2 separate regions of the Homo sapiens genome follow, and region 2 is linked to region 1. A link is an interaction called in ENCODE POLR2A ChIA-PET data of the cell type or tissue named here. Cell type or tissue: IMR-90. All regions are shown on one strand.

Region 1 (8,000 bases):
CGCCTCAGCCTCCCGAAGTGTTGGGATTCCAGGCACGAGCCACCATGCCTGGCCATAATTTTTATTTGAAATGCATACAAATTTGATTTCTTATACTTTAGCATATAAGAAACGCCTAAAGGAATTCCATTTACTCCATCTACACCATTTTGGCCTGATAAATAGGTTACCAGTGCTGTGCAAGATTTGGCTGGCTAGATTTGTAAGGCTGCCAGTTCAGTGTTTGAGATAATCAAATATACTGAATTTGTAAATAAAGTTTAAAATGTTTGAAAATCCTTAATTAGGCCGGGCGCGGTGGCTCATGCCTGTAATCCCAGCACTCTGGGAGGCTGAGGCGGGCGGATCACAAGGTCAGGTGATCGAGACCATCCTAGCTAACATGGTGAAACCCCGTCTCTACTAAAAATACAAAAAATTAGCTGGGTGTGGTGGCGGGCGCCTGTAGTCCCAGCTACTCGGGAGGCTGAGGCAGAAGAATGGCATGAACCTGGGAGGCAGAGGTTGCAGAGAGCTGAGATTGGGCCACTGCACTCCAGCCTGGGTGACAGAGCAAGATTCCGTCTCAAAAAAAAAAAAAGAAAAAAAAAAAAAAAGAAAATCCTTACTTAGGTTTGTAAATGGGGTTAAGGAAATCAGTTCTTTAAAATTATAAATTAATTGAATATTTTAAGGTTATTTTTTCACAGAACTTAACACACAGTATTTATGTTTGTGTTTAGAAATTAACACACAATATTTGCTATATTTAAAGACATGAAGAATGGGTTTTTTGGTCGGGTGCTGTGGCTCATGCCTGTAATTCCAGCACTTTGAGAGGCCAAGGCAGGCAGATCACTTGAGGTCAGGAGTTTGAGACCAGCTCGGCCAACATGGTGAAACCTCGTCTCTACTAAAAATACCAAAAAATCCAGGCATGGTGACGTGCACCTGTAGTCCCAGCTACTCAGGAGGCTGAGGCAGGAGAATCTCTTGAACCCGGGAGGTGGAGGTTGCAGTGAGCTGAGATGGCGCCACTGCACTCCAGCCTGGGCAACAGAGCCAAACTCTGTCTCAAAAAAAAAAAAAAAAGAATGGGTTTTTTAATTTGTAGATTTAAGAAGTTAAATATTAATTTAAATACAAGCATTCCATCCTAACCACAAAAGTCACCCCAGTTATTAAAAAACTATTATCATAAAGAAGCCTCCAGTTTCTCTGTACCCTCACTTCCTGTTTTAATTTTCTTAAAGCACTTATCACTGCCTGTTATTTTCCTGTGAACATATTTCTTTGATTACTCTCTGACTGCCCCTGTCTATAAGAGGGGATCTTGATTATTTTTATTTATAATAAAATATCCCCTATAAGAGGGGATATTGGTTATTTTAATTTATTATTTTGATAATCTATCAACTCACTCTATCTATCACTGATCTCACTCTATCAACCAGGCTGGAGCACAATGGTGCGATCTCAGCTCACTGCAACCTCTACCTCCCAGGCTCAAGAGATCCTCCCACCTCAGCCTCCCGAGTAGCTGGGACTACAGGTATGCACCACCATGATTTGCTAATTTTTGCATTTTTTGCAGAAACGGAGTTTTGTCATGTTGTCCAGGTCAGTCTTACATTCATGGGCTCAAGGCGATCTGCCTGCCTCAGCCTCCCAAAGTTCTAGGATTACAAGCATGAGCCACCGTGCCCAGCTGGGGATCTTGTTTGTCTTGTCTGTCACTATATCCCCAGCAGCTAGCCAACGCTTCCTGTTTATTAGGTGTTTAACAGATTTTTGAATAAACAAGTCAACTGGGTCTGTCCAACTCCAAAACCCATCAGGCTCTCTGCTTCTTCTCATAGGGCCTCCCAAACTTTCAAGTATTGAACTCTTTTTGTTTGTTTGTTTGTTTTTTTGGGATGGAGTCTCGCTCTGTCACCCAGGCTGGAGTGCAGTGGTGTGATCTCGGCTCACTGCAACCTCTGCCTCCCAGGTTCATGCAACTCTCCCGCCTCAGCCTCCCGAGTAGCTGGGATTACAGGTGTGCACCACCATACCCAGCTAATTTTTGTTATTATTATTTTTTTTTTAGTAGAGATGGGGTTCCACCATGTTGGCCAGGCTGGTCTCGAACTCTTGACCTCAAGTGATCCGCCCGCCTCAGCCTCCCAAAGTGTTGGGATTACAGGCGTGAGACACCACACCTGACTTGTTTGTTTTTTATAAACAGAGGGTCTTGCCATGTTGCCCAGGGTGGTCTTGAACTCCTGGGCTCCAGTGATCCTCCCAAACGCCTGTAATTTCAGCCTCCCAAATGGCTGAGATTACAGGCATGAGCCACTGCACCTAGCCTGAGCTTCTTTACTATTATAGCATAACAAATATTTAAACAAGAAGGAAAATGACGAGTTTGAGATGAACTTACTGCACTAGCGTTTCCTCCGACTTGCATGCATCGCAACTGAAACCATGACCAGTTGGAATCCAACTCTGTAGATCTAAATGGAAAGAATATTACTAACTGTTAATATTTTTTATCCCCAGGAGCAAAATCAGTGAGCTTTTGAGAACAAGGTTTCCTTAGGCTTTAGGATCCTAAAGAATTCTAAGTTTGTGTCAACAAGGACCCACACTTTTGGGATGCTAGGACTCCAGAGTGGATGATGGTTGGCGTGAGCAACCCCTGGCTCCTCTCGTCCTTCCTGGAATGCAGGGCACAGGGACATGACAAGTGTCAGCGGGCTGCTGGAACGACACCAACTCTTTGCCTCCCATCCTTGGTTGGATATGATTTGAAATTTGGTAATGTGTCTCTACTTGAAACAGATGCACTGTTTGGATGTTTTCAGGTCGGTGATCTACTTGTCCAGTTTGATCGCTACCAGAAGCTTGGAGGATGCTCATTCTCTTATCACAAGGTAGAAGAGACCTACCCAACATCACGACCAGCAGAGAGAGGAAAAAACACAAGATTTCATGCTCCTGAAGTGAAAGCTACAAGCACTTCCTGCCCCTTCCACACCTTATGCCTAACTTCTCTCCACTGTAAGATCAAATCTGAAACAAGTAAAGGCAGTGAGTATAGCCTCAACAATGCACATTCCCCAAGGGGTCGACGGTAAAGCAACAATGTTAGAATCTTTATACTGAATCCACAGAAATGAGCAAAAAGCAGAGGTTGTTATTCAGTAATAGCTTGCCCTACACTAACTGTAAAGGAATGTGGATATTTTAGAATGAGTATAGGCAGAATACCTTTTACAAAATGGGCAAGGAAGAAAGAAAAGAAAAGAAGCTTTAGGTCCACCAAAACTTTCCTTTGTGCTGCCCTTATATTTACTAATTTCTTTTTTTTTTTTTTTTGAGACAGGGTCTCACTCCATCACCCAGGAATGGAGTGGTGTGATCACAGCTCATTGCAGCCTCAACCAGGATTGCTCAAGCAATCCTCCTGTCTCAACCTCCCAAGTAGATGGTAGCTACCATGCCGGGCTTTTTTTTTTTTTTTTTTTTTGAGACGGAGTTGCCCCGGCTGGAGTGCAATGGTGCGATCTTGACTCACCGCAACCTCTGCCTCCTGGGTTCAAGTGATTCTCCTGCCTCAGCCTCCTGGGTAGCTGGGATAACAGGCAGGTGTCACTACGCCCGGCTAATTTTTGTATTTTTAGCAGAGACAGGGTTTCTTCATGTTGGTCAGGTTGGTCTCAAACTCCCGACCTTAGGTGATCCACCCACCTTGGCCTCCCAAAGTACTGTGATTACAGGCATGAGCCACCGTGCCTGGCCTTTTTTTTTTTTTTTTTTTTTTAAATAGAGATAGGGTCTTGTTATGTTGCCCAAGATGGTCTAGAACTCCTGGGCTCAGGCAATCCTCCCACCTCAGCCTCTCAGTGTTGGGATTACAGGTGTGAGCCACCATGCCCAGTGAACCATACCTTTTTTTTTTTGAGACACAGCCTCGTTCTGTTGCCCAGGCTAGAGTGCAGTGAGGCGATCTCAGCTCATGGTAATCTCTGCCTTCTGGATTCAAGCAATTCTTGTGCCCCAGCCTCCAGAGGTAGCTGGGATTAGAGGCGTGCGGAACCACACCTGGCTAATTTTCGTAATTTTAGTAGAGACGGGGTTTTGCCATGTTCGCCAGGCTAGTCTCGAACTCCTGGCCTCAAGCAATCCCCTCATCTCAGCCTCCCAAAGTGCATACCATTATTAATCTAGAGTTTTACTTATAGACAATCTCAGTAATTTCCCAGCCGCCCTTTGTTTATAACTTGTTTGATTACCTCTATAAGGTCATAAAAAGCGTTGCCTTTCTACGCCAACATCATAAAAAGGTTCTCCCCAGTGTCCACCGAGCAGGAGCCCAGATTCTGCCCTGGTCATCATCAACATGTTCTAGGGCTCACTATGTGCCAGGCTGTATGGGGCTCTCTTGCTCGCTCCTGCCAACACCCTGTACGGCAGGTCCTAGTATTCTCACCCTCACTTTCAAGAGAAGGAAAGCAAGACATTCAGAGGTAAGGAACACACCCAAGGCCAGGAAAGGACAGCTCAGATTTGCCTCCCCCCGACCCCCCAACCACATCCCCGCTCCTGCATCCTCAGCCTCGGTCCTCACCTCTTCCTGATGCTGTCTCCTGCTCTGCCCAGGCTGAGTCAGCCTCCCCACATGCCTCACCCCTCCAGGGCCTCAGGAGTGAACTTTTAGCTCCCAGTGTGGCAGCTAAAGCGCTCCACAATATGACACAGATCCTCTCCTTTCACCCTTACTTCTCTTTATTTTCCTATGCATACAAAAAGTCGCTACAAAGCATTTCGCTTTTTCCTGCTTTTATATCTGAAGGTCCGAGTGCTGACCTCAATTTTCCCTCCCTTGTCTCCATTATCTTTTTTTGTTGTCGTAGAGATGAGGTCTCACTATGTTGCCCAGGTTGGTCTTAAACTCCTGGGCTCAAGCTATCCTCCCACCCCGGCCTCCCAAGTGCTGGGATTACAGGCGCAAGCCACCATGCCCGGCCTTGTCTCCATTATCAAAACCTCACCAAACCTTCCAAGTTCATTGCAAATGTTACCTCTTTTAAACTTTGCCTTATTTTCCAACCAGAAGTGGGCACAGGACTTAGTTTCCATCTCTCATGCATAACTTTGCAGTCTATCTTCTTATTTACGTTGTATTTAAGCCTGTCCCTAACCCCAGGCCAACAAGATCGATGCAGGGATCCCATTCACCTTTAATAAGCTCATGAAATACGTAACGGCAAACTTGAGAAAAAACAGAGCTAGAGGGGAGGAGCAGCCTGAAACATGGAGATCCCAGCAATGGAGGTGAAAAGGGGCAGAGGTCAGTTCAATCTGGTCCACTCTGGGAGCAGTCAGCAACCAATGCAGTTTGCCCTCTCCATATACTCTTAATCTGCCTTCCCCCCTTTGCTTGGCAAAAGCCATAACTTATAAATTATTTTTCCTCTGTAAATTTGTTGACTTGAAATTCTAGTTAAAGAAAAAAAACTCCAGTTAAATATGCACACCACCCATGCCACACAGGAAGCAGTGCATGTGTGTGTGTCTGGCAGTGGGAGGGGAAGAAGAGGGGAAAAGTATTCTAGAGGAGAGACTTTATATATTTTGGGGCTGCTTGGATTTTTTCCCAATTAGCTAGTGGTTTTTTTTGTTTCTTTTTTTGGTGGTGGTTGTTGTTGTTTTTTGAGTCAGGGTCTTTGTTCTGTCACCCAGACTGAAGTGAAGTGGTGAGATCATAGCTCACTGCAGCCTCAAACTCCCATGCTCGGCTAGGTGCTGTGGCTCATGCCTGTAAACCCAGCACTTTGGGAAGCTGAGGTGGGTGGATCACATGAGGTCAGGAGTTCAAGACCAGCCTGGCCAACATGGTGAAACCCCGTCTCTAGTAAAAATACAAAAATTAGCTGGGTGTGGTGGCACACACCTGTAATCCCAGCTACTTCGGAGGCTGAAGCAGGAGAATTGCTTGAACCCGGGAGGCGGAGGTTGCAGTGAGCTGAGATCATGCCATTGCACTCCAGCCGAGGGGATAGAGTGAGACTCTGTCTCAAAGGAAAAAAAAAAAAAAAAAATAAAAAACCCAAAAAACTCCCAAGCTCAAGTGATGTTTCCACCTTGGCCTCCCAAAGTGCTGGGATTACAGGTGTGAACCACTATGTCCGGCCCCTCAGTTTTTTTTAAGGAATAAAAATGTTTAAAGAATAGCTCTTCTCTGCCTTAAAAATAACAACAAAAACAATACTGAGTACTTTCTCATCCTTGACTTTTTCTTGCCCAAATCCTAGACTCCTGCCCTAAGGTTGTATCATGAATTTTAATTGCTGTTTTTGAATCATTTACAAGCATTGTGACTCATACAGTTCTATTTATCTGACTTTTAAAAGGTCAGTGATTAAACCTGCAATGGCCCAAACAGATCCTGCTGTACTGCCCCTCAGGCTCTAGGTCACTCCTTCCCTCACGGAGGAACACATCATAAAACCACCCGATTTCCTGGAATGGCTTAAACTGGAAGTATTCTTTAGCGATGAGGAAGAAGGAGAGGTTATAATGGGCGAGACTTAGCAGAAAGAAAGAGGGAAAGAACACAGTAAAGACAGAAGGAAGAGAAGTAACTAGGTATTGCCTTGAGTCTAGTCTTCATCTGCTCTGGGCAGAGTAGGTTACCATAAGTTAACTGGTAATGATCAATCTGGAAAACAAAGTACATTAAAAACAAGCTTTAGCCGGGGTAATCCCAGCACTTTGGGAGGCCGAGGCGGGCAGATCACCTGAGGTCAGGAGTTCAAGACCAACCTGGCCAACACGGCGAAACTCTGTCTCTACTAAAAGTACAAAACTTAGATGGACGTGGTGGCACATGCCTGTAATCCCAGCTACTTAGGAGACTGAGGGCAGGAGAATCATTTGAATCTGGGAGGCGGAAGTTGAGGTGAGCCAAGATCGTGCCACTGCACCCCAGCCTGGGTGACAAAGCAAGACTCCATCTCAAAAAAAAAAAAAAACCCAAAACAACAACAACAAAAAAAAACCCCAAGTTTGATTCAATGGGGAAAAGACAGTCTTTTCAACAAATGGTGATGGAAAAACTAGGTATCCGCATACAAAAGAATGAAGTTGAACTCTTACCTGACATTGTGAACAAAAATTAATTCAAAATGAATCAAAGACTTAAAGGTAAGACCTAAAACTATAAAACTCTTAGAAGAAAACAGAAGGCAAGGCCAGGCACAGTGGCTCACGCCCGTAATCCCAACACTTTGGGAGGACGAGGGGGGTGGATCACAAGGTCAGGAGATCAAGACCATCCTGGCCAACAAGGTGAAAGCCCATCTCTACTAAATATACAAAAATTAGCTGAGTGTGGTGGCGCGCACTTGTAATCCCAGCTACTTGGGAGGCTGAGGCAGGAGAATCGCTTGAACCCAGGAGGTGGAGGTTGCAGTGAGCTGAGATCGCGCCATTGCACTCCAGCTTGGGCGACAAGAGCAAAACTCCATCTCAAAAAAAAAAAAAAAAAAAAAAAGACAAAGAATCATAATAGATTTTATCTTATAGAAACAAATGCTCCTTTTTAATAATCACGTTCTATCAATATTTCGATATTCCTTAAGTCATAATATAAGATTGCTTGCCACAATTCCAGATGGGCAGCCTAGCTGGTTCCTTCCCTAGAAAAGATGGAGTAGGGAAATCTCTGGAAATTGTCTGGGGGAGGCAGCAATGACTAAGCCATGGCTGTTTGAGGGTGCTCTGCACAAGTTGTCCTGGCAAGGGCCTGTGGCAGGTGACAGGCAGGCCTTGCTTAGCTTCCAAGCCCTGGGGATCTTTCCATTATTTCTTTTATTATTTCAATTTATTTCACTTCACAAATAGTCCTGCCTCCCACTGGACTGTGGGGTTATCCCATCAGACTGTCAGTCCAAAGGTGGTGTCTTCTTCTGATGCAAAAGGCCCCATATGGGCTATTGCCATAGAGTATCAGAAGTAGAAGACGGTTTACTCAC
Region 2 (8,000 bases), 230 kb after region 1:
TTGAGGTCAAGAGTTAGAGACCAGCCTGGCCAACATGGTAAAACCCCATCTCTACTAAAAATAAAAAAATTAGCCAGGCATGGTGGGTGCCTGTGATCCCAGCTACTTGGGAGGCTGAGGTAGGCAGATCGCTTGAACCTGGGAGGCGTGAGGTTGCAGTGAGCTGAGATTGTACCACTGTACTCCAGCCTGGGCAACAGAGTGAGACTCCATCTCAAAAGAAAAAAAAAAAAGTAAACATGCTATAAAATGAGAAGGTGTCTCCTGTCACCCTGGGAACTCCTGACAAGTGAGTCATCTCCCCACTGGAAAAGGATCAGACAGAAGCTTTGCCCCGGTGGGCCCCGGGCACTTCTGAGCAGCTGAGAAAAAACAAAGACAGAGAAGCCAGCAGACCCAGGCCCCTGGGCTTGCCACGAGGCCACTGCCCCACCACTTGCTCGGCTGTGCCCATCGGCTGTGCCCGGCTCCTCCCAGATGCTTCATATTTCACATGTGTTAACTCGTTCCATCCCCATCACAACCCCATGGCAGTGGTGCTGCTGGTGTCCCCGGTTTACTCAGATGGAGAATGTAAGACATGGAGAGTCTGAAGAACAAAATACGCTCAGCCACTTCGTGTGAGACTGGGCTTCAAACCCAGGACCCTAGGGCCACGAGTCCCAGGACTTTGGCAGGTGCCTCGCTGCCTCAGAACCACCACGACTGAGCGGTTCTCACACCAGCCTGTAATCAAAAAGTGGCTGCAGGCCCTGGCCCATGACCTACACCCTTCTTCATGGCCTGCCTTGGGCAGAGTCTGGGACTAATCACACGAAGACAACCACAGAACCCCACCGTGACGCCACGTGACAGATGACGCACGCCTGTAAAAGCAAGCATGGGCTGTGTGGCTCATGGCCAAAGACCACAGAACAGGCCAGGAACAGTGAATCACGCCTGTAATCCCAGCACTTTGGGAGGCCGAGGTGGGTGGATCACCCTGAGGTCAGGAGTTTGAGACCAGCCTGGCTAACAGGGCAAAACCCCACCTCTCTCTCTTTCTTTTTTTTAGACAGAATCTCACTCTGTCACCCAGGCTGGAGTGCATGGCGCGATCTCAGCTCACTGCAACCTCTGCCTTCTGGGTTCAAGCGATTCTCCTGCCTCAGCCTCCTGAGTAGATGGGATTACAGGCACCTGCCACCTCACCTGGCTAATTTTTTTTTTTTTTTTTGTATTTTTAGTAGAGATGGAGTTTCGCCATCTTGGCCAGGCTGGTCTTGATCTCCTGACCTCATGATCCACCCACCTCGGCCTCCCAAAGGGCTGAGATTACAGGCATGAGCCACCATGCCCAGCCGCAAAACCCCATCTCTATTTAAAAAAAAAAAACTCTATTAAAAAAATACAAAAATTAGCTGGGCGTGGTGACGCATGCCTGTAATCCCAACTACTCGGGAGGCTGAAGCAGGAGAATCGCTTGAACCCAGAAGGCGGAGGTTGCAGTGAGCTGAGATTGTGCCACTGTAATCCTGCCTGGGCGACAGAGTGAGACTCTGTCAAAAAAAAACCAAACAAAAACCCACAAAGACTGCGAACAGCATAAAACGGTGAACTGGGACCTGGCACACAAAGTGGGTGGCTGCCCACACTTACGAAGATGTCTTGCTGTCCCGGGACCACTTTTTGATCTGTGAGAGCTTGTTGATAAGGAAGATGCCCTTTCCCTGGGCCTTGCCACAAGGCTTCATGATCCAGGTGCTGGACGGGCTCTTCCGGAACTCCTCTACAAACAGGTTGTAGTCAGCGGGCAGCATATAGGTGACTGGAACAAAGTCTGCAAGGCAAAGACACCCAGCACTGGTAAGCAGCCAGCCCAACAGTGGCCATGAACAGAAAGATCTTGCCCTTGCCTTTCCAGGGCCTGTGGGCTGAGTGTCCCCCACCGCAACCCAGCAGCTAACAGAACAAGGGCCTCTGCTGCACAATCCCTGGGCAACACTCACAAGTTACATTTATAGAGCCTACCTAAGCACCTTACAAACCTGTATTTTTCAATCCCCACGGCCACCTGGGAGCTACTGTAAACCCTGTAATAATTCCCATTTAGCAGACGAGGAAACTGAGGCCCAGGGAGATCAGATAGAGAATTCTACCCAGGTTTGTGAAGAAATCTGAAACTATTCAGTCCAGCTTTTATCCCGGACTTGGACAGGGACACACTGTCTTCCCTGGGTATAGCCAGACACAGTCATGAGCCCTCGTGGCAGCCTGTGGCTCAAGAAGTATTTCCCCAGGCTGAGCGCTGAGGGCATCCTCTGGCTTACACAAAGTCCATGCTGGCTGGGTGTGGTGGCTCACGTCTATAATCCCAGCACTTTGGGAGGCAGAAGCGGGTGGATCACAAGGTCAGGAGTTCGAGACCAGCCTGGCCAATATGGTGAAATCCCATCTCTACTAAAAATACAAAAAAAAAAAAAAAAAAAAAATTAGTCGGGCATGGTAGAGGGCACCAGTAGTCCCAGCTACTTGGGAGGCTGAGGCAGGAGAATTGCTTGAACTCAGGAGGCGGAGGTTGCAGTGAGCTGAGATCGCGCCACTACACTCCAGCCTGGATGACAGAGTGAGATTCTGTCTCAAAAAAAAAAAAAAAAAAACGCCATGCCAGGCAATTCCCAAGGCACTCACAGAAACTAGGATGCCACACTCAGGCCCCTCCTTCTCCCTCATTCTGGAGACACCTGAAATGAAACAGGTGCCACCACAACTCGCATGGACATGCTCACGCATCAAAGCCAACAGTCACCACCTCAGCGCCTCGCGCCCCAAAGAAAAAATTCAGCTGTTTACTGAAAACATGAGCCGGTGGAAGACGCACAAACCCAGATAGAGGTATTTTCCATTTTCATCTTTTTCTGCCAGAGGACTCCCTTCTTTCTCCAGCTCCTTCCTGTATCTTTTGATGTTCTTCACCATCAGGTCCTTCCGGGTCAGTTCATAGTGGTTTGGAAAATGGTTGACTATTTGGTCATCTGAGAGCCGATATCCAGCTTCAACGCTGAACACATTTCGGATGGTTTGCACACTCATCCTGAAAGAGATGAGCAGGAGAGACACTTGGCAGTGATGTCTGTGTGGCAGAAGTCCTTTGTTCCCGTCCCCGCAAACACCCTGAACCCTCAGCACCCTTCACCACTACTCCCACATCCCCTGGCACCTGAGCCAGGGGTTGCCCGGCCCACAGCAGCAGAGAATGGGTGCCCAGGGACAGGCCGGGACCCAAGTGGTGTGAGGGCCAGGAGCTGTGCTGATTCTGAGCTGTTTCCCTCTCTGGCCCGGAGCAGGCACTCAATAGATGTTTATTGATTAGTGATAACACGGATTAATGATAACACTGTCAACAAATAAAAGATATACCCTTTTCAGACTCTGAAGTCAGGAAACTCATTTAAACAGGATCTGTACCGAAATTCAGGAAGGTCAAGGAGCCTTTAAAAACAAAATCACAGGGGTTATTTAAGGGCCCTGAGTCAGTATTTGATATTCTTGGAGAGTCTGCTGAAGGGGCAAGTTGGGGACGACAGAGTTGAAAGAGAAATAGATTCCTTCTGAGCCTCTGAGAAAGCCACGGTCTCCCCGCCACACGCCTGTCCTCACCAACCCCCAGAGAAGCAGGGAAGGGGTACGGAGGAAGGGCTGGCCCCTGCTCAGAGCCAGAGTCACAAAACATGGCAAGTGGCCCCAGCCTCTTGCACTGTGGTCCCTGTGCCCCCAGCCTACCCCCACCCCACAGCACCACCCTAGAGAGGGTGCCCGGAGCCCCCGAAGGGTTGCTGTGGATTCCAGGATGGCTAGAATAAAGGGAATCTTTTTTGACTTTTTATTATGGAAAACCTCCATCACACTCAGAAGGAGAGAGAAAGCGTTAAGGGACCCCCATTGCCCCACTTCACCAGTTAACGGCACGTGGCCAGTCTCGTTTAGTCTGAACCTCCACCCCCCTCAGCACTGGCATGTTCTGAACCAATTCCCAGACATCATATTATTTCATCCAAAGCATTTCTGTAAGATTCTCTAACGGTTCAAGACTCCATGTTTAATTATGTGATATCCTATTTTATATAATTATCAGAACTAAAAAAGCAATATGTATGTATGTATGTATGTATTTATTTTTGAGACAGGGTCTCGCTCTGTTGCCCAGGCCGGGGTGTCATGACTTGATCTCGCCGCACTGCAACCTCTGCCTCCCAGGCTCAAGCAATCCTCCTCTCTCAGCTTCCCAAGTAGCTGGGACTACAGGAAGGGGCCACCGTGTCCTGCTAAATTTTTATAATTTTTTTTGTAGAGATGGGGATTTGCCATGTTGCCCAGGCTGGTCTCAAACTCCTGGATTCAACTGATCCTGCCGCCTCAGCCTCCCAAAGTGCTGCAGTTACAGGTGTGAGCCACCGTGCTTGGCAACGGCAGGAATACTTCTATAGGGACAAGCTTCCCTTCATCAACAATCTAGGTGCCTCAAGAACAGTTCATACACAAAACACAGAATCAGTGCTTGATTCTTTCCCTTTATTTATCAGTTTTTCAAAATAAAGAGCTGGCCGGGCGCAGTGGCTCACGTCTGTAATCCAGCACTTTTGTTTTGTTTTGTTTTGTTTTGTTTATTTGTTTTTGGAGATAGAGTTTTACTCTGTTGCCCAGGCTGGAGTGCAGTGGCACGATCTTGGCTCACTGCAACCTCTGCCTCGCAGGTTCGAGCCATTCTCCTGCCTCAGCCTCCTGAGTAGCTGGGATTACAGACATGAACCACCACACACCGCTAATTGTTATATTTTTAGTAGAGACGGGGTTTTGCCACGTTGGCCAGGCTGGTCTCAAACTCCTGACCTCAGGTGATCTGCCCGACTTGGCTTCCCACAGTGCTAGGATTGCAGGCGTGAGCCACCATGCCGGCCTATAATCCAGCACTTTGGAAGGCTGAGAATTGGGGCAGGGCTCAGCTGAGCAATTCTACTTCTCCTTGTGGCACTGACTGAGGTCATTCAGAAGTGTAGAGCCAGCCGATGGGATGAGCTGGGGGTCCCAGAAGGCTTTCTTCATGTCTAACACCTTGGCAGGCCTAGCTGGAGGCTGGAAGGTGGGCACAGCTGCACTGCCATGTACAACACCTACCTGTGGCCGCTGTGGCACGAGGGCTTCAGGATGGCACCTTCTCACAGGACAGCTCAGGGCACCCACATGTTTCCAACAGAGGAATTGGCCTGGGCCCAGGCATGTATGATTTTTACTGTATTCCACTGGTCAATGTGGTCAAAGAGTCTTTCACGAGGAAAGGACAAAGACCTCAACTTTAGAGTGAAGTAGTGGCAAGAACTTCGCAACCATCTTTATTTTCTTTTTCTTTTTTTTTTTTTTTTTGAGACGGAGTCTTGCTCTGTCGCCCAGGCTGGAGTGTAGTGGCGTGACCTCGGCTCACTGCAATCTCCGCCTCCCGGGTTCACGCCATTCTCCTGTCTCAGCCTCCCGAGTAGCTGGGACTACCGGCACTCGCCACCACGCCCGGATAATTTTTTTGTATTTTTAGTAGAGATGAGGTTTCACTGTGTTAGCCTGGATAGTCTCGATCTCCTGACCTTGTGATCCGCCCATCTCGGCCTCCCAAAGTGCTGGGATTACAGGCGTGAGCCACCGCGCCTGGCCACCATCTTTATTTTCTCTCTTTCTTTCTTTCTTTTAGAGACAAGGTCTCACTCTGTTGCCCAGGCTGGAGTGCAGTAGCACAATCAAGGCTCACTGTAGTCTTGACCTCCTGGGCTCAAGCAAGCCTCCCACCTCAGCCTCTCAAGTAGCTGGGGCTACAGGCACGAACCACTATGCCTGGATAATTTTTGTATTTGTTTGTAGAGATGAGGTTTCACCATTTGCACAGGCTGGTGTCAAACTCCTGGGCTCAAGAGATCTGTCTGCCTCCACCTCCCAAAAGGCTGGGATTACAGGCATGAGTCACTGCACCCAGGCACCCCACCACCCAGCTAATTTTTTTGAGACAGGGTCTCAGTATACTGCCCAGGCTGGTCTCAAACTCCTCGCAAGGTGCTGGGATTACAGGCATGAGCCACTGTGCCCAAGAGTTCTATGCCCTGGCCTGTGGCCATCTTTAATCTGCCACAAATTGGGTATGTGGCTTTTGGGGTATTTTTCTGTTTGCAGTTGTATGAACTTATAAATTCAAATACATATGATAAGTTTCAATTCATTGCAATTATTCTTTTTTTTTTTTTGAGACAGTCTTGCTGTGTCGCCCAGGCTGGAGTGCAGTGGTGCGATCTTAGCTAACTGCAACCTCCGCCTCCTGGGTTCAAGCAATTCTCCCTGCCTCAGCCTCTCAAGTAGCTGGGATTACAGGCGCCTGCCACTAAGCCCAGCTAATTTTTGTATTTTTAGTAGAGACAGGGTTTCACCATGTTGGCCATGGTTGGCCAGGCTGGTCTCAAACTCCTGACCTCAGGTGATCCACCTGCCTGGGCATCCCAAGGTGCTGAGATTATAGGTGTGAGCCACTGCGCCCGGTCTATTTATTTATTTATTTATTTATTTATTTATTTATTTATTTTATTTTTTGAGGTACAGTCTCACTCTGTCACCCAGGCTGGAGTGCAGTGGTGTGATTTCAGCTCACTGCAACCTCTGCCTCCCAGGTTGAGGCCATTTGCCTGCCTCAGCCTCCCGGGCAGCTAGGATTACAGGTGCGCACCACCACACCCAGATAATTTTTGTATTTTTGTAGTGATGGGGTTTCACCAAGTTGGCTAGGCTGGTCTCCAACTCCTGACCTCAGGTGATGCACCCGCCTTGGCCTCCCAAAGTGCTGGGATTACAGGCATGAGCCGCTGTGCCCAGCCCATCATAATTATTTTAACGGCTGCACCATAATCCACTCAAAGTACTTAACCCACCCCCCCATACTGTTTAACATTTAGTTGTTTCCAGTATTTTACCCCAACCAATTTTTCTGTAAACCTGATTGTACATTTAGTGCTTAGAACAGAAGCTCTTCTTTTTTATTTATTTATTTATTTATTTTTTTTGAGACAGAGTCTCACTGTCACCCAGGTTGGAGTGCAGTGGCGCGATCTCAGCTCACTGCAACCTCCACCTCCTGGGTTCAAGCGATTCTCCTGCTTCAATCTCCCGAGTTCCTGGGATTACAGGCAGGCACCACCACACCCAGCTAGTTTTTTTGTATTTTTAGTAGAGACAAGGTTTTGTCATGTTGGTCATGCTGGTCTCCAACTCCTGGCCTCAAGTGATCCACCGGCCTTGGCCTCCCACAGTGCTGGGATTACGGGCATGACGGCCAGAACAAGAGCTCTCAAAATATCAATTAGCTTGGCCAGGCACAGTGGCTCACGCCTGTAATCCTAGCACTTTGGGAGGCCAAGGCGGGCGGATCACCTGAGGTCGGGAGTTCGAGACCAGCCTGACCAACATGGAGAAACCCCCGTCTCTACTAAAAATACAAAATAAGCCAGGCGTGGTGGCACATGCTTGTAATCCCAGCTACTAGGGAGGCTAAGGCAGGAGAATCGCTTGAACCCAGGAGGTGGAGGTTGCAATGAGCCGAGATTGCCCCATGGCACTCCAGTCTGGGTGACAGGAGCGAAATTTCGTCTCAAAAAAAAAAAAAAAAAAAGAAAGAAAGAAAGAAAAAAAAATATATGTATCAATTAGCCAAGACTATTACACTGTTTAGCCTTTTTCTTCATTTCATTCCATTTTTTGCTGTTGTTGAGAATAGCTCCGAAGGCTGGGTACAGTGGCTCACGCCTGTAATCCCAACACTTTGGGAGGCTGAAGTGGGAAGATCACTTGAGTCCAGGAGTTTGAGACCAGCCTGGGCAACATGGGAAGACTCTGCCTCTGAAATAAATAAATAAATAAATAAACAGCAGCTTTATGACCAAAAAAGAAAAAAAGAATAACTCCAAACTGCTTCTTATTCATGGCCGGACATGGTG

Evidence for each region. Peaks named below come from ENCODE experiments on the same cell type or tissue, not always from the same donor. Only the 100,000 strongest peaks of a DNase experiment are listed, where the experiment ranks them.
Region 2: POLR2A ChIA-PET joins it to region 1 with 16 read pairs; 3 of 35 experiments call an interaction of 5 or more read pairs at or near these places.

The regions. Positions count from the first base shown.
Region 1 is chr22:42,838,543-42,846,542 of GRCh38, forward strand. ARFGAP3 (ARF GTPase activating protein 3) reads right to left here. Exons shown (of 16, transcript NM_014570.5): 3 at 2,402-2,474. Among named protein-coding and RNA genes, the nearest start is that of ARFGAP3, 15 kb to the right of the region's middle. In IMR-90, no CTCF peak of the experiment used is centred here; a DNase peak (open chromatin) is centred at 3,089; H3K27ac peaks cover 777 bases.
Region 2 is chr22:43,066,772-43,074,771 of GRCh38, forward strand. TTLL1 (TTL family tubulin polyglutamylase complex subunit L1) reads right to left here. Exons shown (of 11, transcript NM_012263.5): 4 at 2,865-3,073; 5 at 1,639-1,819. Among named protein-coding and RNA genes, the nearest start is that of TTLL1, 19 kb to the right of the region's middle. In IMR-90, no CTCF peak of the experiment used is centred here; a DNase peak (open chromatin) is centred at 870.